Linked DNA regions of Mus musculus: regions 2, 3 and 4 are each linked to region 1. Evidence: chromatin loops called from intact Hi-C (ENCODE). Cell type or tissue: left cerebral cortex. All regions are shown on one strand. Region 1 holds the start of Fubp3 (far upstream element (FUSE) binding protein 3). Region 2 overlaps Ass1 (argininosuccinate synthetase 1). Region 3 overlaps Prdm12 (PR domain containing 12). Region 4 holds the start of Exosc2 (exosome component 2).

Region 1 (5,000 bases):
CTAAGTTTCCAGCCTTGACCAACGAGATCTACCTAAATAACCCTAAAATTATCAACAAACTTTTGCTTGTTTGTTTGACTTTGCTTTTTGAGACAATGTCTTATCGTGTAGCTCTGGCAGCCCCAGAGAACCTAGAACCTGCTCTGTAGTAGACCTGGCTGACCTGCAACTCACCGAGATTTTTCTGTTCTGCCTCTAAGTGCTGGGATGTAAAGGTGTACACCACTTTGCCAGACTTTTTCTTTTTAATTCCCTTCAAATCATTTCTCAATGGTAGTATGGACTTCTAGCTGTTGCCACTAAGAAGCAACACACCAATCTCTAATGGGCTCATTACCACTTAAGGTAGTGGTGTACTTCATAAATAAGAAACCCAAAGAAGCCGGGCGGTGGTGGCGCACGCTTTTAATCCCAGCACTCGGGAGGCAGAGGCAGGCGGATTTCTGAGTTCAAGGCCAGCCTGGTCTACAGAGTGAGTTCCAGGACAGCCAGGGTTACACAGAGAAAAAACAAAAACAAACAAAAAGAAACCCAAAGGAATATTTCCTTTTCCTCACTCCAAGTTAGGGCAGATTTAACAGAAGGTATCTCCACCCCCACCTCCCCAAGCAAGTCTCAGCAATCCTTAAAACTTCACTAGGATGGCAGAGGCAGGCAGAGGCAGGTGGATCCCTGAGAGTTCAAGGTTAGCCTGATCTACAGAGCTAGCTCCAAGACAGCGAGGGTTACAAAAATAAACTCTGCTTGGAAAATAAATAAATAATTCTCATAAGCTGGGTAGCAGTGCAAAAAGCCTCCAACCCCCCAATACTCAGGAGGCAGAAACAGATGTCCGAGTCTGAGGCCAGCCTGGTCTACAGAGTGAATTCCAGAACGGCCAGGACTGCATAGAAAGACCTTCTCGGAAGAAAAAAAAAACAAAACAAACAAACAAAAACAAAAACAAAAAAACAAATTTATTTTACATTCAACTAAGGAGGCCCTGAGCTTCCTAAAGCAGCGACTGTAATTGTTAGTGGTCGAAGAAAGCCAACAAGATGGCTCTGACACTCTAGCATTGAGAGAGATCCAGTACATCTTACCAACTAGTGAAAAACAGGGTTCAGGGTCTTGTCCAGCAAAGGAAAACCATGCCCATGAGCAGAGCGGTGGATGCGGAGCTGGGCGCAAGGTCATCCATTACAATCATGGAGTAACTGAAGTATCATCACACTATTGGATACTCACTGCTCCAACTAGGCAGTAACAACCCACCAGAGAAACTTTTGGGTGAGTCCAACATTTGTGGTAGGTTATAAAACAATGTCTACAGAACCATCAGTATTAATATGCAAAGTATAGGGGAGACAGGTAGGGTTTCCTCGAAGGACTACTGGAAAGTGATGAAAAGACCCCATTTTCACGTGACCGGTCAAACTCTCCCAACAATGAGTCCTGTGGCAGGTATTCTACTAGGAACCAAACCGTCATTAGTTACACAGCCCGACTTTCAAAGAACCAGAGAGTTGACAAAGTCAGAGAAGATAAACATCACTGGATAGAGGAAAGTTTGAGCGTCGGGGTAACTTGTCACTAAGTTTCAGGCAAAATACAAGGACAATTTTGTACTAGGCACCATGCCAGGAGCCAGAGAGGTCCCATATTCATTCAGAGAAGCCTAAGTCCTCTAAAAAGCCAGTTTCACTGACAAAACGCACAATATTGCCAGATGGTAGTTTCACGGTCCGAACGAGTCCATCCCACACTCTTCCCAGTAGAGTTAAGACTAATCGCCAGAAGGAACTCTCGAGGACCACCCACTTAACACCTCCCCTTCTCTCTGCAAAATAGAGAATTTCAAATATAAAATATCCTCGAATTTCTTCCAATATGCTTGAAATGCATTAAGTGGAAGGCGAGGTTTCCCAAAGCTGCAGAAGCCACGTCCAGGGCGTGAGATGGATGCCTGGGGTCTACAACCAGGACCTGCTGGGATCTGAATCATGGAGAGCAGGCCGCTGGGTGCAGTCGGGCGCGCGGGCGCCAGGAGCGCTTGGCAAAAGCTTCCTCTGGCCCCGGAGCTCCCGAGGGAACCGCCCGGGCCTCCCGCGACTCGCGGCCCTAGGCGCCCACCGGAGGCGTCGGCGCAGCGGCCTCCCGCCCCCGGCCTCCCGCGCCCGTACCTGCCGGACCCGGTGCAGGGCATCCACAAAGCCCTCAGCCTTCATGCCCACCGGAGCGCTCTGCCCCTGCACCAGCTCCGCCATAGCCAAGCCCACCGCCACCGCCGTCGCTCGGCTCCCCCGGTCCGGCCTCCCACTCCGCTCCGGGACCCGTAGCCGGAAAGGGAAAGTCGCCCCACTTCCGGCGGAAGGGAAGCGAAGGGAAGGCACTGCTAGCTCAGAGGGAGACAGAGAGAGAGAGAGAGAGAGAGAGAGAGATAGGTTGGGGGAAAGCAGCGTCTGTGAGGCGGGGTCTCAAAGCACGTGACCGCTGTCCGGCCGGAAGTGGGGGCGTGGCCGTGGCGCGAGGGGGGCCTGCCCTGGGCACAGGCAGATGTCCGTCAAAAAGACCAGGTTGCGACCCCGCCCTCCAAAGGCGTGGGCCCCAGGCCTTTAGCAAGCGTGGGACCGCCACCGCGGCGCAGGTGCGGCCTTATAGTCCCCCGCTGTGTGGTTTTGCCACCTGACGGAGGAGAAACTTGGACTTGGCTCTTCCAACACCTTACCCAAGCCGTCGAGGTGCACTGGCAGCCCCCTCCCTCTCGAAGTGGGGTCGTGGTGTGCTGCATTGACTGAGATTGAGCACCTTACTTGGTACTAGGACCCTTAGTACGGCAGGGCTCCGCCTTTGCTGCAGGGAGTCCCAGGCTCCAGAATGGGCCATCAGTTTGCCAAGGATCGGTTTGATGACACTGCTCAAAAGAAGCCTGGTGTCCTCTTTCACATTCTTTCACCCGGGTAACAGGAAATACCGTGGGACCATCATTGCTTCCGGGCCTGCTGAGGCAAGAGATCTTTAGGAATGTTTGAATGCTTGAGGGGAAGGAAAAGGGGGGAGTCTCACTTCAGAACCCCCTGCCTCCGTCAGAACAAAAAGTTACACCCCACTGTGCCAATATGTATGGGCAGTGGGTTTGTACGGAAGTTCAGGAGTTCAAGGTCATGTTCTAGGTCACCCGCAGCTAGCTACTTGAAACTCAATTTACTATTCTTTCCTTCCATTCTTCGTTTCAGTGTGTGCGTGTAGAATGTGTCACCACATACATGTGAAAGTCAGAGGACAACTCCCTAGAGTTGGTTATATACTTCCACCATATGGGTCCCGGGAATCAAACAGGTTATCAGGTCTGGCAGCAAACACCCACACCGCGGAGCCACCTCATCAACCCTGAGGCTCTCGTTTTTTTTTTTTCTTGGATTCCTAGAGTTTGGCACATAGCAGATGCTTAGGAAACTAATTCTAAGTTGAATATCGCTGACTCTGAATGATTCCTAGATTATGGCAAAATCAAAGAAGCTGGCCAAACTGCACAGGTTGATCACTTTAGACAGATCATTTCCAAACCCGTAGGGGAGACCAAGCTGGCACTCTGGATGGTGGAGAGTTTTCACTTCATCTATGCTTGAGTTTAGCAAACACAGAGTTTCAATCTTCAGGACAGACTTGGCCCTACTTGACGTTTGTCCTACCAACCTCTGAGGAAACACTGTCCACTCTTCCATACTCCCAACTGGCTGGCCCTGATGAGTAGAAATGGGATGTTCTTCTATCCAGGGTCTCTTTATCTAACACTTATTACAAACCCCCTGTTGATTTGGTTGGCGCTTGGTATCTGTTCAATGAATACGTAAAGAATTTTGTCCAATGAGGACAGGGGAAGCATCTTAGACAGTGAGTGCAGAAATGTTGCTGCCACCACCCAAGTGGCCTACAGGCAGGAGCCCAGTCTAATTTGTTTACTAAAACATTGAGGATAATTTAAAGCTTTCAAGAAAGCACAAGTAGCACAGAGTTTTTGTTTTTCCCTTCTGCCCTTTTTTTTTTTTTTTTTTTTTTGGAAGGGGGGGTGTTCGAGACAGGGTTTCTCTGTATAGCCCTGGCTGTCCTGGAACTCCTTCTGCCCTTTTGAATAGATAACTTTGGCAATGCATACTCACTCAAATGTGATTCAAACTCAGGAAATAAATGCCTAGCTAGGATTGGCTGGAACAAAGGACTGACAGCAGAGACTCGGTGGGAGGATAAGAAGGTGAGGTCACTCTGAGCTATACAATAAGGGTTAGCCTGTGGTAGAACCTGTCTCAAGACAGCTAAAACCCAAACAAACTGCATACATACTGGTTGTGAGTAGCTTTGCCTCAGAGACCAGCAGACGACTCTTCCGAATGGAGAGACAGCTCAGGCAGGAAAGGAAGCTCTTGCTGCACAGATGTGAGGTCTGTCTCCAGAAACCACATGGTTCTGGAGCTAGGGGAGATGGCTCAGCCACTAAGAGATCTTGCTGCTATTGGTTCCCAGCACCTACATCAGATGGCTCAGGACTTTCTTAAAGTCCAACTCCAAAGAATATAACACTCTCTTCTGTCCTACTTGAGCACTACACAAATGTGGTACACACACACACACACATAAATTATTTTTAAAATACTTTGCCAGGTAGTGGCAGCACACGCCTTTAATCCCAGTGCCTGGGAGGCAGAGACAAGCAGATCTCTGAGTTCGAGGCCAGCCTAGTCTGCAGAGTAAGTTCCAGGACAGCCAGGGCTACACAGAGAAACCCTGTCTGAAAAAAAACAAAACACAAAACCAAAAAAAAGCTGGACCTGCTAGTCCATGCCTGTAATCCAGAGCTTGGGGGCAGGGGTGGGGTGGGGGGTAGAATTTGGTTTGAACGAGAATACCCTGCACCCATAGGCATTGTCTTTGAATATTTTGTTCTCAGTTGGTAGACTGTTTAGGAAGGCTTAGTGGTGTGTTCTTGTTGGAAGAGGTATGTCACAGGGCTAGACTTTGAGGTT
Region 2 (5,000 bases), 76 kb after region 1:
GGCATGCACACCTCAGCCCCAGAAAGGTGAAGTTCCACAAGATCATAGCAGCCTCCTCCCTCCCCCCATCACTCTGTCTTTCAATTCTGAGGTACATTGGGGAGCGTCTGAGAGTCTCAGAGACCCTCTTGCTGGCGCCCTGGCCTGGTGTCCACTTTGTGGATGGTCCGCCCAGGTCTGGACTGCCTTATACCTCCTCTCTCTCCTGTCAGACCCCATCTCTCCCTCAGGAAGATTGCTTGTGAGCATCTTTTCCTTGTACCTCCACACTCTCTCTCAGCTGGGTTCTAGTCTGATCACCGGGCATGACTGTGTCCAGTTTCTTCCTCTAGGACAAGAGAGAGGAACCAGAGGGGCAGCAACTTTGAGTCCAGGTAACTGGAGACCCCAGACGGCTAAGTCAGGGCGAGCTAAGCTTAATGAGCAGAGTCTTCAGTGTTCCTAAAGCCAGCTTTGCGGCTGACTTCCTGGTGGCAGCATCTGCCTGGATGCCTTCCCTACAGATCTCCTTGCACACTAGGAAAAGAACAGGTTCCCCCATCCCCAACCCCAGGTTATAAATAGGGAAACTGAGGCTCAAGGAAGTAGAGAATGACTTTCAAAAGCCAGCTACTTTGGGATCCAGTGTTAGCGTATGACACTGCGGCTTGGGAACCCCTCCTCCCAAGGCTCACACTGTTGGGAACTTTCAAAGCCCCTGGAAGCCTCTAGCTTCCAGGAATGCAAGGAGTTAGAGGGCCTGGGCCCAGGAACGCAGAGGAACTGAGAGGAACTGAGACCCTTAAAGCCTACCCCTTTCATTCCTGATAGGTGGGCACATACCTTTTTTGAATTCTATCTCAAGGACATCTGGGCTGTTGGGTGCTTTGGCAGGGTCCTGAGTTTTTGTGTAGAGACCCGGAGGTGCTTGATTCTAAAACAGAAAGAAATAGGACTTGGGACATCATGGGCGACACCAAGCAATACACCTGCTTCCTGCAGGTACTTGACCCTCCTTGCCCCTCTCTACGACCACCAGCCCCTGGCACTTCTCCATCAGCCAGAAGTCCCAATGGACTCCCGGTTCCCAGCCAGCCCAGCCTGCCAGGGGCCCGAGAAACAAAGGGCTCAAGAAATCAGACAATTTTTCCCCTCAACTTGATCTCATCTTTTTCTTTGCCGCCCCCACAGCTGGAGGCAGAATAGCAGGAGAGAAGCAAGTCAGGCAGGAAAGAGTGACTTCCACAGGAGCACAGTACACTGGCTTCCCGGAGCTGCACGCACGCACGCGCGCACACTCGAGTCGGTGCCTGGAATTGGGGTTTATTCTGCACTGACCGCAAAGCTAATGACTGTGCGTGACCCCAGCAGGTGCTCGAGCGGGCCGAGCCGTCCCCGGGGTCCCTGAGGTTAATACTCACGGGGAGAAGAGAGAAGAACAAAGCAAAAACCATTTGAAAACACATCAACCTTTATGTATATTTTTCCTTGGGTGCGTTAGAAAATGGGCCTCTCTTCCTTCGGCAGAGGCGGAGGGGCTGCTGGCTGCCCAGGATGTTCTCAAAATTCCCTTGCCTCCAGAGGCTCCAGCTTCCCCTAAGCCCAAGCCTGAAGCCTGGATACTTGCCACCATTAGGATGGGGGCGTGGGGGGTGGGGGAGTGGGGGTGTGGGGGGAGTGGGGGGTGTCTGGGCCTGCCTGCTCAAGTTCGTCCCAGGGGCCTCCTGTCCCCAGCTGCTCTGTCCACCTGCTGATGGCTGGGGACCACAGCCTTTTCATTGCAACCGCGAGCTCATTCATACACCACTGCTCATTTTGGAGATCCAAGCAGCCTTGCCTGCTAGGAACAAATGCTACTATCCCATCTGTGGGGGCAGAAATGGAGGCTGCAGGGAGACACTGAGTTTTGCATGAGCTGTGCTCTACCCTGCCGGCCGCAGACATTCCTGGCCACCCAGCACGTGGGAGGGAAAATCACAAGGCCTCAACAACTGTGGTGAATTTGCTCTGTGGTTTCACAGAAAGGGTCTCATGGAACCCTGGTTGGCCTTGAACTTCTGATCTTCCTGTCCCCTAACTCCCACCTGCTAGGATTACTACCACACGAAACTGTTGTTAGGATGGTGGAAGACATCCCTGAGCCAGATGTCAGGCTGTGACATCTCTTCAGAAAGTGGCTGTATTTCTCTGAGCCTCAGTTCCTGCCTAGGGAAAGGATATGTGCCCTGACTGTCTTAATCTTGAAGTGTTAAGCAAGGCCTGGTGTGAATGGCCACTTGCTGTGAAGGTGGAGAGTCTGCCTTCTAGTGATGGACACTGTGCCTCCCTCTAGAAGGGGCCACAGTATGGTAGTCTGTTCCATTCTGTATTGTGGATCCTCTACCACAGCTTAGGTATGGAGTGACCAAACAAACAGCCTCATTTCCCCGGGCCATCCTGGACTTAACACCAGAAGTATCATATTTCAAGAATCCTTGGTGCCACACACAGTGGTAACATTTACTGTTCCCATTCTACCACTGAACTCCAAGAGATGCTGGGCTAGCAGCCACACCCTCCTAAAGTGCTGTTTGTGTGGGGGACACACAGAGTGACCTTAAAGACAGATCCAGGGAGATGCAAAGGGTCCTTAAGAAACACCCCCAGCAAGAGACCTCCAGGAACCAGAGACATGGCTGGCCCACATCACACCTTCACCCTCTTTCCTGCATCACATGCTGCTTCCCAGCTGCTATGGCAACCTGGGCTGAGATATAGTTAGATGCCTGTGGCTGAGTGTCAAACCATTCATCATGGAACAGACTTCAGAGAAACACCACATTCCCAGACCCTCTCTGGGCAGTGCAACGACTGCCATTGCTTGAGTATAGAAAGACCTGAAGCTGGGCCTTCAGGTGACCAATACAGCCCCTTTTCAGTCACTTCCCTACCTGCCCAGAGCTCGCCACGCTGGCTAAGTCAAACCTTCTAGACCTCTCCTTCCACTATGCCCGACTATGACTGACTGTAGCCACTTCAGTTTTGAATCCGTCCTTTCTCCGGCCACATGCCAAGCAGTAGAGGATGAGTGCCTTGGGAAGGGGACAAGAGGCAGGAAAGGTCCTTAGGACAGGACAAGTTTACATACTCTAAAGCGTTAGCCGGGACTAGGGTGGGCAGCTGACAGCCTGAATTCTGTCAAATAACTAACTAGAAATAAGCCAATGTTTGCTTTGCATTCTGAGCTCGCCGGGTGCCTGCCTTCTTTTTAACTCTCCCTCCTAAAAGCTCAGTTCAAATGACAAATAGTTCACCACTGAGTATCTGGTGCCATTTATCCACCCCAGCAGGAGGGCTCACTTCCAATGTCATCTGGGTAGTATGGAGGAAGAGACAGAGACAGAGAGAGAGGGAGAGGGGAGAGAGGAGAGAGGAGAGAGGAGAGAGGAGAGAGGAGAGAGGTGAGAGGAGAGAGGAGAGGAGAGGGAGAGGGAGAGGGAGAGGGAGAGAGAGAGAGAGAGAGAGAGAGAAAGAGAGAGAGAGAGAGAGAGAGGTGGGAGTTGGTTGGGGCTGGGCAGCAAAAGAAAGCATGAAGCAGGGCCCGTGAAGGAGGGATTGCAGCAAATGGCCCATGAACTAACCCGTGATGTAGAGGCATGATGAATGTGGGGATGGCTTATTCACCCATCAGATATGGCGGCCGGCGGCTGAATGAACTCTTTCACTGTGGGCCGTATGAAGTTAAAGCAAGTAAATTTCTATCTTTCTTCGTATTAGCTGCCTCATTGCCCTTCAATCAGCCCCGGCGGAGGCAGAAAATGGCTCAGCCATCTGCCTCAAACCCTCCCTTCCGCAGACCTCGGGTCTTTTTTGGGGGGAGGGGGGAAGGGCCCCTCAAAGCTCTCAGTGCTCCTCCCCAATGGTGGGGGAGGGCTGGGGGGGGGTGCTGCATGGAGCAGAGGCATCTGGGTGTCGTAGGATGGGGGAAAGCCTCCACGGCCAAGCCAGCATAGAGGACAATGCTGCCAGTTCCCTGGCCAACAGAGAGGGAGCGGCTTGGACTCTCGGTGTCTCTCAGCAGCAGGGCTAGATGTTGTATCTACGCTGCTACCTACCCTAGCCTGTTCCTACTGCTTGATGAGAGGAGACTCGTTGGAGGGTATAAGGCAGTGAGAAGCAGAGTTTGGGGTTCTGATATAGAGTGCTTATCTCTGGCACCTGAGCCCTGGCAGTGACAGTACGCTTGGTGCAGACATGCTAGCCTCGGGACCCAGATCTGCCCATAGCGATGTGGGAATCACACCAAATCTCGTCTCAGGCCCTAAGCTGCTCAAGTGGCTTCAGCTCTGCGCCCCCAGTTCTGAGGTGCCCAATCTGGGGGTGTTGCTTGTCTAGTAAGGATAAAGCCACAGGCTTCCCTGAGAAGGTGGAGGGAGCTGTACTTGGCCAACAGGAGCCTGGCCTGAAAGTACCTAGAAGTGTTGCTCAGTAGTTCAGTTCTGGGCCCCCCTCGGTGTGACTGACTGGCTAATGAGGAGCGGTTGGCCTGAGTGTCATGGGGTCAGCAGAGCATGAACTGGAAAAACCTGTGGCCAGCAGGCAGCAGCCCCATGGGCCCATCAGTCCCCAGGGGAGCGGTGGGGGCAAGGACACCAGCTCTCCCTAGTGACAAGTGTGGGCTCTGGGATGCTATTGCCTCTGCATTGATAGCCAGTCCAGCCTGGTTCTACTGCTGGATGAGCGAAGCTCTGAGCAGACCCAGGACACCTAATCTTAACTGCGGCCTGAAGAGAAAGCAAGCCGCTCATCCCCCTGCCTCTGACCTTGTCCCATCTCATGCTAAGTACTTTCTTCCTTTGTGTAAGATCAGACAGGATGGATGCTGTGGAAAGTATGGGGGTTCGGGGGGGTGCACTGAGAGCCCCGGCTTCAGTTCTTACTCAGCAGCTGCACCAGGGATGACTTACTGCACTGCCTCAGTTTCTCCATCTATAAAATGAGACTTAGCCTGTCAGAATCCAAGAAAAATCAAGGCAGGGAAA
Region 3 (5,000 bases), 83 kb before region 1:
CTCTCTCTAGAATCCTCTGTTATGGATTCCTGAGAAGAAATAGAATACTGGTCAGCCTTGGAGTGGTTAAAACTATTCCTAGTGTGTGTGATGCCCCAGGAGGCTTGATCCCTATTGTTATGAAAATGAGCAGAGGAAGAAGAAGAGGAAGAGGAGGAGGAGGAGGAAGAGGAGGAGGAGGAGGAGGAGGAGGAGGAGGAGGAGGAGGAGGAGGAGGAGGAGGAGGAGGAGGAAAGATTTACCTGACTAACATCTGGTCCTCCAGAAAGAACTTGCTGTACATGGTGACATATGACAGTCATCTCAGTATTCAAGGAAGCTGAGGCAGCAGGATTGCTTTGTGTTCAAAGCCAGCCTGGGCTACATAGTGAGTTTAAGATCAGCATGGGACATATAGACGAGCCCATCTCAAAAACTAGAAAAGAAATAAAGTAATGTAAAGCATTCTGGCATCAGGGGGTGGCGGCCTGAATGAGTATCTCCCTCCCTCCACACGCTCATATATTTGAATGCTTAGTCCATGGCTGATGAACTGTTTGGGAAGGATAGGAAGTGTGACTTTGTTGGAGGAGGTGTGTCACTGGGAGTGAACTTTGAAGCTTCCAAAGCCCACGCCAGGCCCAATGTCCCTTTTGCTGCTTGTGGCTCAGTCTATAAAGCTCTCAGCTGTTGCTATAGCACCACACCTGTCTGCTTCCCATCATGACAATCATTAATAACCCTCTCCAACTGTCAGTAAGCCTCAGTAAAATGCTTTCTTTTAGCCAGGCATGGTGGCACACATCTTTAATCCGAGCACTCTGGCAGTAGAGACAGACAATGCTCTGTGACAGTGAGTTCTAGGACACCCAGGGCTACACAGGGAGACTGTCTGAAAATGACAAAAACAACAAAGAAAATGCTTCCTTCCTTCTATACGAAGGAGGGAAAGGCTTAAGAGGGAGGAGTCCCAGAGAAAAGTCATGGGACCTGCAAGCTAACGTGCCAGTGGCCCCTCTGTGCCACGACTCCCAAAGTATAAGGGTCTTTCTTTGGCCATGCATGCCACACTGGCAACTTCCAAAGAGGGATGGCTTCTATGGCAAGTGTGAATTCCCATGAGCACAAGTGCAAAGGCTGGTGAGGACACACGGGCGGTGTGCCTGTCGGTTCAGTGTATAGAAAGGATGATCCCACTATGTCTGACAAAGGCTGGGACACAGGTGTGAACTTACACACTACAGCCCACACATCTGACTGACCCAGAAGTCCTTGAGGAGAGCAACAGGCCTAACCTTATCCAGCCTTGAACTCGCGCTGGCCTCACCCTGTCCTTCCTACTCCTTGGTCTTCATGAAGGTAGGTATAATGGTTAGTGATGTCAACCTCACAGAATCTAGAATCACCGGGGAGAGGGGCATCTGAGCATGCATATGGGGGGGGGGTACCATGGTTACATTAATGGAGGTAGAGGGACTAGCTCACTGTGGGCCACTCCATTCCCTGACCCGGATCCTGGATGGAGAAAAGGGACTGAGCAACGTGTGTCTCCATTCACTGTTCTTCTTGCTGTGGCTGTGGTGTGAACAGGGGGTTAGGGCCGCTGCTGTTTTAATTCCCCCACCATATGTACTGTACTTTGAACCAAAATAAACCCTTTTTCCTTTAAGTTGTTTGTGCCAATGTGCCACAGTACAGGAAAAGAAACTAAGACCCAAAGCCTGCAAATGGATGTGGCAGATTACTGAGGACTCCAGGACTCCTGGTGGTCCGTCTGGCCCACCGCTGCCCCCTTAACCCAATCCAAGTTTATTGTTATGAGAACAAACAACTCCTAAGCCATGTGTAGGTGGGTAAATTGTACTGGAGGGACCCCACACTGCAGCTGGCTAAACTACAAGAACTCTGTCCTGCTCCTTCACTCTTCCCAGTCACTCTGCACTGTGGCTTTTCTTGGGGACAGCAGCTTTTCGTTACCGAAGGTACAACAGTGAATTTTAGCAGCAGTCAGTGGAACAACCCCTCTAGCCATTTCCAAATGTCTCCATTGTTTCCAAATGTCTCAGACATTTGGACCTTGCACCCGGGTAGGGGCCAAGTGATACATGTTCCAAGTAATTTTTATTTTAGAATACAAGAGAAGTACAAATGTATTTACAGTTTACATATACAATCAAATAATATATATCACAGTTTCGTAAATATCATCTTAGATAAACATTTACAAAGTTAAAGTGACTGTTTTCTGGGAGTAGAACACACTTTCTTGAAAACTCTATACATGTTATACTTTTTGTTAATATTATTATAGTTTTGTGGGTTTTTTTAATTATTATTACAAACGCCCTGGTGTTTGGATGGAGTGTGTGTGTGTGTGTGTGTGTGTGTGTGTGTGTGTGTATTGGAGGGGACGAGAATTCTGGTAAATGACAAGGTTTGAAATGACACCAGAGGGCGCCCACGGACAGATCAGGGAACGGCGTGGGCAGAGGCGCGTGGGAATGTGGGCTTCGTGGGGAAGAAACCTGGGGGCCCTCCGCGCACCTCAGACAAACTTTCTGGGCGGAGAAGCCAACCTCGGCTCCAGACAGCCCCGTATGGTCGCTCATTCTCTTGTTTGGGGACTTAATAGGATGGAAGTGAGAGTGCCTCTCCATTCCTAAACTCAGAAGACAGGAGAGATTTAGGAGAGGGAGCACTGATCTAATTACTGCGTTCTATAGATGGGGAAACTGAAGCCCCAAAAGGGTCAGGGTCTTGCCCACGGGCTGTGGTAAATGTCTCTTGTGACTCCACTCTCAATCTGCCCAGCACACTTCAAAAAATATATTGTCGTCTTGTCCTTCCCTGGGAGCTGGAGGCTAGGGAAAGTAGCCTGAAGGAAAGCAGGGCCCCCCGAATGATCAGGTCTCTCCCGGTCTGTGCTAATCACTTTAGGGCTCCAATCACAGCCAAGGGTCAACGTCATTCCCTCCACTCGTGACACATCAAGACACCATTCCCAGGAGGCAGAGATAAGCATTGCCCTCCCCAAGCCCACTCTGGGCCAAGGAGGTAGCTCTCTCTTCCACTCCCAACTACTCAGCTCTCTTTGGAGATCGTCTGTTCCCCCTCTCCTGTCATCTAGGACAGAGATGTCCGCGTGGAGACGCGGCCCTGCAGGAGGGACACTCCGAGATGGGGCCGGGCGTGGGGACCGACTCTCAAGAAGAGAGGACAGGGCAGCAGCCACACCAGCCGGGTGGCCTGGGCAAAGGGGACGTCGCCCCTCGGCGTCCTCCTCTGCAAGACGGATCAGGAGTGGGTTCCGGGTAGCCGGTGCCTCAGCGGCGCGCAGCGCGGGGGGTCGGGTCCGTCGCGGAGGCGGCTGGGAGGCGCGTGCGCGTGGGGCGCGTGCGCGGCGCTCACAGCACCATGGCCGGCAGGTGGTGTGCCGCGGCGGCGGCAGCGGCGGCGGCGGCAAGCGCGGGCGCGTGAGCGTGGGGCGCGGGTAGTGCGGGCGAGTGCGCTTGCAGCGCGGTGCTGGGCGGCCGGTGGCGCGCGCTCTTCTGGTGCGCGCGCAGGCCGGCCAGCTGCGAGTAGGCGCTCTGGCACACCTGGCACTTGTAGGGACGCTCGCCCGTGTGCAGGCGCACGTGGTTGCGCAGCGTGGACGACTGGCTGAAGCGGCGGTTGCAGAAGCGGCACACGAAGGGCTTGTCCAGCGTGTGGATACGCATGTGCGAGCGCAGGTTGCTGCGCGAGTTGAAGCCGCGGTGGCAGATGACGCAGCGCATGCGGCCCGCGGTGCCGGTCGCGGAGTCCGCCGGGTGGAAGTCCTCTGGCCGCGCGGGCAGAACGCGGGACCCACGGAGCGGGCGGGAGGGAAAGAAAGCAGCCCGGTTAGCACCCACGCCGTGAGACACACAGCCCCAAGGGCGCAGCGGGTCATGGCTGTGATCTAACAGCAGCCAGATTACAGCAGGTCCCCAGCCTGGGAGGATTTGGTGGCCCCAGGAAACCTTAGCCATCTCATCCGAAAGATGGGAGGCAGTCCAGGCATAGTGGCCCAGCACTTCGGGAAAGGGGGGAAGGGGTGGCTGGGCTAAAGGCATTCATTTGCCACCAAGCCTGATGACCCAACCTGGATTCCCTGGACCCACATGGTTAAGGACAGAACTGACTCCCACTAGTGTCCTCTGACCTCCACGTGCTCACCATGGCATGCATGCCTATATGTACACACAAATAACTAAAATGTAAGAGTAAAATAAAGTTAAAACAAAAAACAAGACCATGTTTTTTGTTTTAACTTTATTTTACTCTTACATTTTAGTTATTTCTAAATATCTCACTAGATATATATTTATTTCTAAATATATCACTAAAGTGATATATTTATTTCTAAATATATCACTAGAGGCTAGCGAGATTTTTCAAGTTCAGTCAGAAAAATTGCAGTCACTAGAAGACTTCTTCTGTGCTGGTCGCTTTGCCTTGGTGTGAGAATTGCCTGGGTCCTAAAAGCCATCCACAAAGGATAACAACTATGACGCCCCTAAAAAGCTCTCTCATCTCTCACCTCACAAATATTGGCTGAGTACTCAGCGTACCTGGAAACTATGGTTTGTCCATTTTCTCATTGAAAATGGAGACAGAGACATTCAGAGAGGGGCGTGTTGGTAAACATTGAGCCTCAGGCCCCTTTCCTTTCCTTTCCTTTCCTTTCCTTTCCTTTCCTTTCCTTTCCTTTCCTTTCCTTTCCTTTCCTTTCCTTTCCTTTCCTTTCCTTTCCTTTTCCCTCTTTCTGTTTTGAGACCTGGTTTCCCGGGATAGTCCTGGCTCTTGAAACTAACTCTGTAGACCAGACTGGGCTCAACCCCAGAATTCCACCTGCGTCTGCCTCCAGAATGCTAAGATTAAAGGTGTGGCCACCATTGCCCGGCTTGCTTCTCTTAAAAATAAATAAATGGGCCAGAGAGACGGCTCAGTGGTTGAGAGCACTGCCTGCTCTTACAGAGGATCCAGGTTCAATTCCCAGC
Region 4 (5,000 bases), 98 kb before region 1:
CTAATCTCTCTGACATGGGAAGACGGAAAAGGCCTGTGTAGAACTCAGATGCTCTGAGAAAGAGATACACACCTTCTGTCCTCACCTGGTTTTCAAGGCTTTGACACAGATCAGTTTGTTCACTCTCTCCACAGAGCCGGCCACAGACGCAATGAGCTTCTCTTCCCCCATGTATGTCCCATGGCCCCTGCGCAAGGACAAGGCCACAAAGAAAGGATACCAGGATACATTGGAGGTGATCTAGAACATAGTTCTTGAACCTAACGGGCTCCCCCAGCCCTGAGCCTCACACTCTCCGCAGACAGTCACATGGACGTCTCCATCTTAAAGTAATGTGCTCAAATGTCACTGCCTAACATCCTACCTCCACATCCCAGGCAGCACAGGGATCCCCAACTGCTCCTGGTCCACCCCATTCCCAACTACACACCTGTTCTCCCCCTTCCGCTGCATTTACGATTTTCTTGTGGCATTTACTGTTTCTGTTCCTTGCTATATCTTAACCTCCACCAGGACACGGGTGTTCACTTTGGTACCCCAACCACACCGGCTATGTTGAACACATGCTGCAACTATGAAGGAATGAATCCTAAGATATCTGCCATCTAATACCTTAAACTTAAAGCTTAGAGGCAACACTATAAACACTATAATCTCATTTGTACCAAAAAAAAAGAAGAAAGAAAAAGAAAGAAAGAGGAAGAAAGAACAAACTAGGTGCAACGGACAAACGGCCACACCTTTGAGTTAAGAATTTGGGAGGCGGGCTGGTGAGATGGCTCAGCAGGTAAGAGCACCCGACTGCTCTTCCAAAGGTCCTGAGTTCAAATCCCAGCAACCACATGGTGGCTCACAACCATCCGTAATGAGATCTGACTCCCTCTTCTGGTATGTCTGAAGACAGCTACAGTGTACTTACATATAATAAATAAATAAATCTTAAAAAAAAAAAAAAAGAATTTGGGAGGCAGAAGCAGGTGGATCTCTTGAGTTCAAAATCAGAGCGGTCTACATAGTAAGTTCCAGGACAGTCAGTGCTACATAGTGAGATTGGAGGGTTGGGGGTGAGGGGGGGGGACGACGGGGGGGGGGGGACGGACAGACATCGGGAAGACTGGCTACCTAATGCAGATTTATCTTTGGTGGTAATACAATGGTGGATTTTGCTCTCCTGCCCCACTTTTCAGTTAATACTCACTAACCTACCAATTCCTGTTGTCACCACTGTCTTCCAGGTGAGGATACCGGCCTTAGCAAGGTGCTAAACTAAGGATAACAATGTCAGATGTCCGACTCCATAGACAGCCCTAACTGCCACATGTTGTGACTTTCCGTGCTAAATTTGTATTGTTGGGTACAATATGTTGCCTCAACCCCCGCTCCACCAAAATTACTGCTTCCAAGTCAGGCTTGTCGCTGAGGTAACACTGAAAGAGATGACCAACCCCACTGTCCATTCAGAGGGTTGTAAGAAGGGCCCTGCAACCAGCCCTCCCCAGTTCTCCCTCCCTAGGAAGGCTCAAGAATCTTGAGTTTCAGGATAAGGGTCCAAAAGTTCCGAACGCCATAGATCAAAAGAGGGAATCAGGAACTGACAAAGGTGCAGCCAAGATGCCGGGAGTCAGAAGCGTGAGGCTCGCAAAGGAGGGAACTAGTATGGATGCTCCGATGTGTCCCGGGTAACTCGGGGACTTAGATACAACGGGACAGGAGGCCTGGGTTCCGGGACAGCGGGCCACGTGCAGAGAGCTCTGCAGCCGCCTCCTGAGGCCTTGGGACCCCCAAATCCTCACGTACCGCATGAAGCCTGTGTCCGTGGTGATCGTGTCCCCCGGCACCACCAAGTGTTTCTTAGAGTCGCGGCCCAAGCTCTCACTGAGAGGTTTGCGAGCTTTAGGGAGCCTCATCTCCAACGCCATCTTGGCGCCAATGACTTGCGCAGGCGCAGCTCTACACCGCTCCTCAACTCCCGCCTTCCTTCAGAGAAGCGACCAATGGGAATGGATAGTGTGGCAGCCATGTTGAGTATTGGCAATATTAAGTTAACTCGTGGAAGTGAGGGCACCAAGCTGCCATGTTTACTATTGGCAAGAAAGCACCTGCGGAATGATGAATTCTCATGTCGTAAGGGAATATGACATTAGTTTGGTTTGGTGTTTGGATGTCAGTTTTGTGTTTGTTTTAGAGGAACGACCCCGTGTAGGGCTAGCCTCAAACTCTGTATAGTTGAGGATAACCTTGCTGAGGTCCAGATGTTCATGCCTCCACCTCCCAAATGCTGCGATTACGTGAGTTTGTGTAGGTTGTGGGTTTGGTGGTGGTGGTAGTGGTAGTGGTAGTGGTAGTGGTAGTGGTAGTGGTAGTGGTAGTGGTAGTGGTAGTGGTAGTGGTAGTGGTAGTGGTAGTGGTAGTGGTAGTGGTGTTTGATGCCCAAGAGGACAAAAGAGGATGTTGGAGTCCCTGTAACTGGAATTATAGAAGTTTGTGAGCCATTATGTGGGTGCTGGGAAACGAAACCAAGTCCTCTGGAAATGTGGCCAGTACTCTCAACCTCTGAACCACCTCTCCATTCCAGGTGTAGGATTTTTTAAAGACAGTGCCTCATGTCATCCAGGTTGGTCTCAAACTAGCTGTGTAACCCAGGGTATCCTTGAACTCCTCCTCCTCCACCTCCCAGGAGCTGGGATTACAGGTGTAAGCTGCCATACCAAACTGTATGAGTTTTTACCCAAACTGTTCCATTTCATCATTTTATTTATTGTTGGCAAGTCTAGAGATTGAGAAATGAACCTTGGCATCCAACTCAAAACCACTATAATCTAATATTTTGTAGACTATAGATTTAGGACCGGGATTTACAGGAAACACCATCTGAGGAGAAGCTAGAACCCTCTGAATACTGCTCCTCGTGGGCCTTGTCTTCTAGCCCCTTAGGTGCTGTCCTCACCTACTGCCCTATGGCTCTAATGTGCTTTAGTAAGGACCTCTTCTGAGTGATGACATGTGTCTGCTGAAAGATGACTGTTGTAAACAGTCATGTGACAAGCAAGTCTGTAGGGAGGCATAAATGTAACTTTTATTTTCCTGTTGTAATTGTTGACTGGGAGGTTTACTGTCTTTGTTTGCTAACCTAGGTCTAGTTCTGGAAGCTTCTAGACTCTGTACAGTCTTATCTAGGCCTAAAATGTTTTCAGCCTCTGAATTGCTGCTGAATAAGCTCCCCCTTTCTAGTTCTTTCTGAGCTCTGGCTGGCTGATTCAACTCAGTTGTTCTGTCTCAAACTCTTTTCCCAGCTCACTTATTAGATTTGTCTTTTCTCTCAGCCTCTAAATTCCTGCTTGGCCTCAAACTAACTCTAGCAATCTTATCTAACCGTCTGGCTCATTCTGTCTTTACGTGTGTCTCACTTGTTCTTTCTTAAATATGTCTCTATAAAACTCTTGAAGTAATGCCAGACAGTAGTGGCACACACCTTTAATCCCAGCACTTTGGAGGCAGAGGCAGGAGAATTTCTGAGTTCGAGGCCAGGCTGGTCTACAGAGTGAGTTCCAGGAGAGCCAGGCTACAGAGAAACCCTGTCTTGAAAAACTAAAGTGTGGGGGGGAACTCTCGAAGTAAAACTGCCTCCTTCCTCTCTGTGTGCTTCTCTCCCTCTCCCTCTCCCTCTCCCTCTCCCTCTCCCTCTCCCTCTCCCTCTCCCTCTCCCTCTCCTTCTCCCTCTCCCCTCTCCCCCTTCCCTCCCCCTTCCCTCCCCCTCCCTCTCCCTCCCCTCCCCTCCCCTCCCCTTCTTTCCCCCTCCCCTCCCTCTTTTTCAAGACAGGGTTTCTCTGTGTAGCTCTGGCTGTCCTGGAACTCACTCCTATGTAGACCAGGCTGGCCTCAAACTCAGAAATCCCCCTGCCTCTGCCTCCCAAGTGCTGGGATTAAAGGCATAAGGCACTTAAAGGCATAAGCACTGCCCGGAGTGCTCTTAAATAGCCTTTCCTCATGAGAGTGGGGCATATCCTACTCTGTCAAATCTTTCTCTGATTTGTCACTTTTTCTGCCACTCAATTAGACATCACTTTTTTTTTTCAAAATTTATTTATTACATATTTATTTAGTACACTGTAGCTGTCTTCAGACACACCAGAAGAGGGCGTCAGATCTCATTACAGATGGTTGTGAGCCACCATGTGGTTGCTGGAATTTGAACTCTGGACCTTCGGAAGAGCGGTCGGGTGCTCTTACCCACTGAGCCATCTCACCAGCCCTAGACATCACTTTTAAACATGGGTGCTTCCTTCTTACAAACTAATTTGACCTTCATTGTTTGGGACTAAAGGTGTGTACTAAGGGCACATCTGTATTCCAGCCAGAGGGAGTAAAGATGTGTGCTAAGGGCTGACCCACACCACAACTAGAAACAGGTTCAAATTCCTGTGACAAGGCCACATGCACACAGGGTACAAGGACTTTGCTTATACTCGATTACACCTGAGTGGATGCTGTTCAGTAGTGGATGGAAGATATGACAGGCGTCTCCTGTGGCTTCATCTGGGCCTATTTAACAAAGGCATTTATTTCCCCCTTATCCCATCATTCACTCATCCCCATTTCCCCTGGCCCTGCAAGGTTTGAAGCCCACTGAATTTGTTTGTCTTCAGACAAAAATCTCTCTGTGTAGCCCTAGCTAGCCTAAACTTGCTTTGTACACCTTGAACTCAGAGATCTGTCTACATTTACCTCTCAAATGCTGGGACCTCCCAGAAGTGTGTACTGTCATTCCTTGCTGAGGCACATTGAATTTCAACCTCACAGAATCAACAGCACAATTCTCTACTCAAATGAGGGACTCTAAAGGAAACTAAACTGTCAGACAGGCCCCACATATTGTGAGCAGAAAGTAAGGCAAATTGGGTCCTCTCCCTCCTGAAGATGCATCTGGCCAATTGCTTATAATCTCCAAATGGTCAGCATTCTTTACTCTAACCAACCCTCACAACTACACTTATAAAGAA

What was found. A loop is a pair of places that touch in the nucleus more often than their neighbours do. Peaks named below come from ENCODE experiments on the same cell type or tissue, not always from the same donor. Only the 100,000 strongest peaks of a DNase experiment are listed, where the experiment ranks them.
Region 2: it touches region 1 in a loop (3-fold over the local background); 4 of 42 quality-filtered maps call a loop at or near these places.
Region 3: a loop joins it to region 1, with 8 times the contacts of the local background. A loop is called at or near these places in 3 of 42 quality-filtered maps.
Region 4: it touches region 1 in a loop (3-fold over the local background); 4 of 42 quality-filtered maps call a loop at or near these places.

What each region holds. Positions count from the first base shown.
Region 1 is chr2:31,570,116-31,575,115 of GRCm38, reverse strand. Fubp3 (far upstream element (FUSE) binding protein 3) reads right to left here and starts at 2,465. Exons shown (of 18, transcript NM_001033389.4): 1 at 2,163-2,465. The coding sequence starts at 2,246. In left cerebral cortex, no CTCF peak of the experiment used is centred here; DNase peaks (open chromatin) are centred at 1,837 and 2,394; H3K4me3 peaks cover 2,119 bases; H3K27ac peaks cover 1,228 bases.
Region 2 is chr2:31,494,060-31,499,059 of GRCm38, reverse strand. Ass1 (argininosuccinate synthetase 1) reads right to left here. Exons shown (of 16, transcript NM_007494.3): 10 at 823-913. Among named protein-coding and RNA genes, the nearest start is that of Ass1, 26 kb to the right of the region's middle. In left cerebral cortex, no CTCF peak of the experiment used is centred here; DNase peaks (open chromatin) are centred at 1,214, 1,893, 2,691 and 2,957.
Region 3 is chr2:31,652,868-31,657,867 of GRCm38, reverse strand. It overlaps Prdm12 (PR domain containing 12), which reads right to left. Exons shown (of 5, transcript NM_001123362.1): 5 at 2,073-3,799. The coding sequence ends at 3,384. Among named protein-coding and RNA genes, the nearest start is that of Prdm12, 15 kb to the right of the region's middle. In left cerebral cortex, a CTCF peak has its summit at 2,448 (motif pointing right); DNase peaks (open chromatin) are centred at 2,459 and 3,560; H3K4me3 peaks cover 1,544 bases; H3K27ac peaks cover 1,191 bases.
Region 4 is chr2:31,667,659-31,672,658 of GRCm38, reverse strand. Exosc2 (exosome component 2) reads right to left here and starts at 1,944. Exons shown (of 9, transcript NM_144886.3): 1 at 1,798-1,944; 2 at 86-187. The coding sequence starts at 1,919. In left cerebral cortex, a CTCF peak has its summit at 4,171 (motif pointing right); a DNase peak (open chromatin) is centred at 1,982; H3K4me3 peaks cover 1,154 bases; H3K27ac peaks cover 339 bases.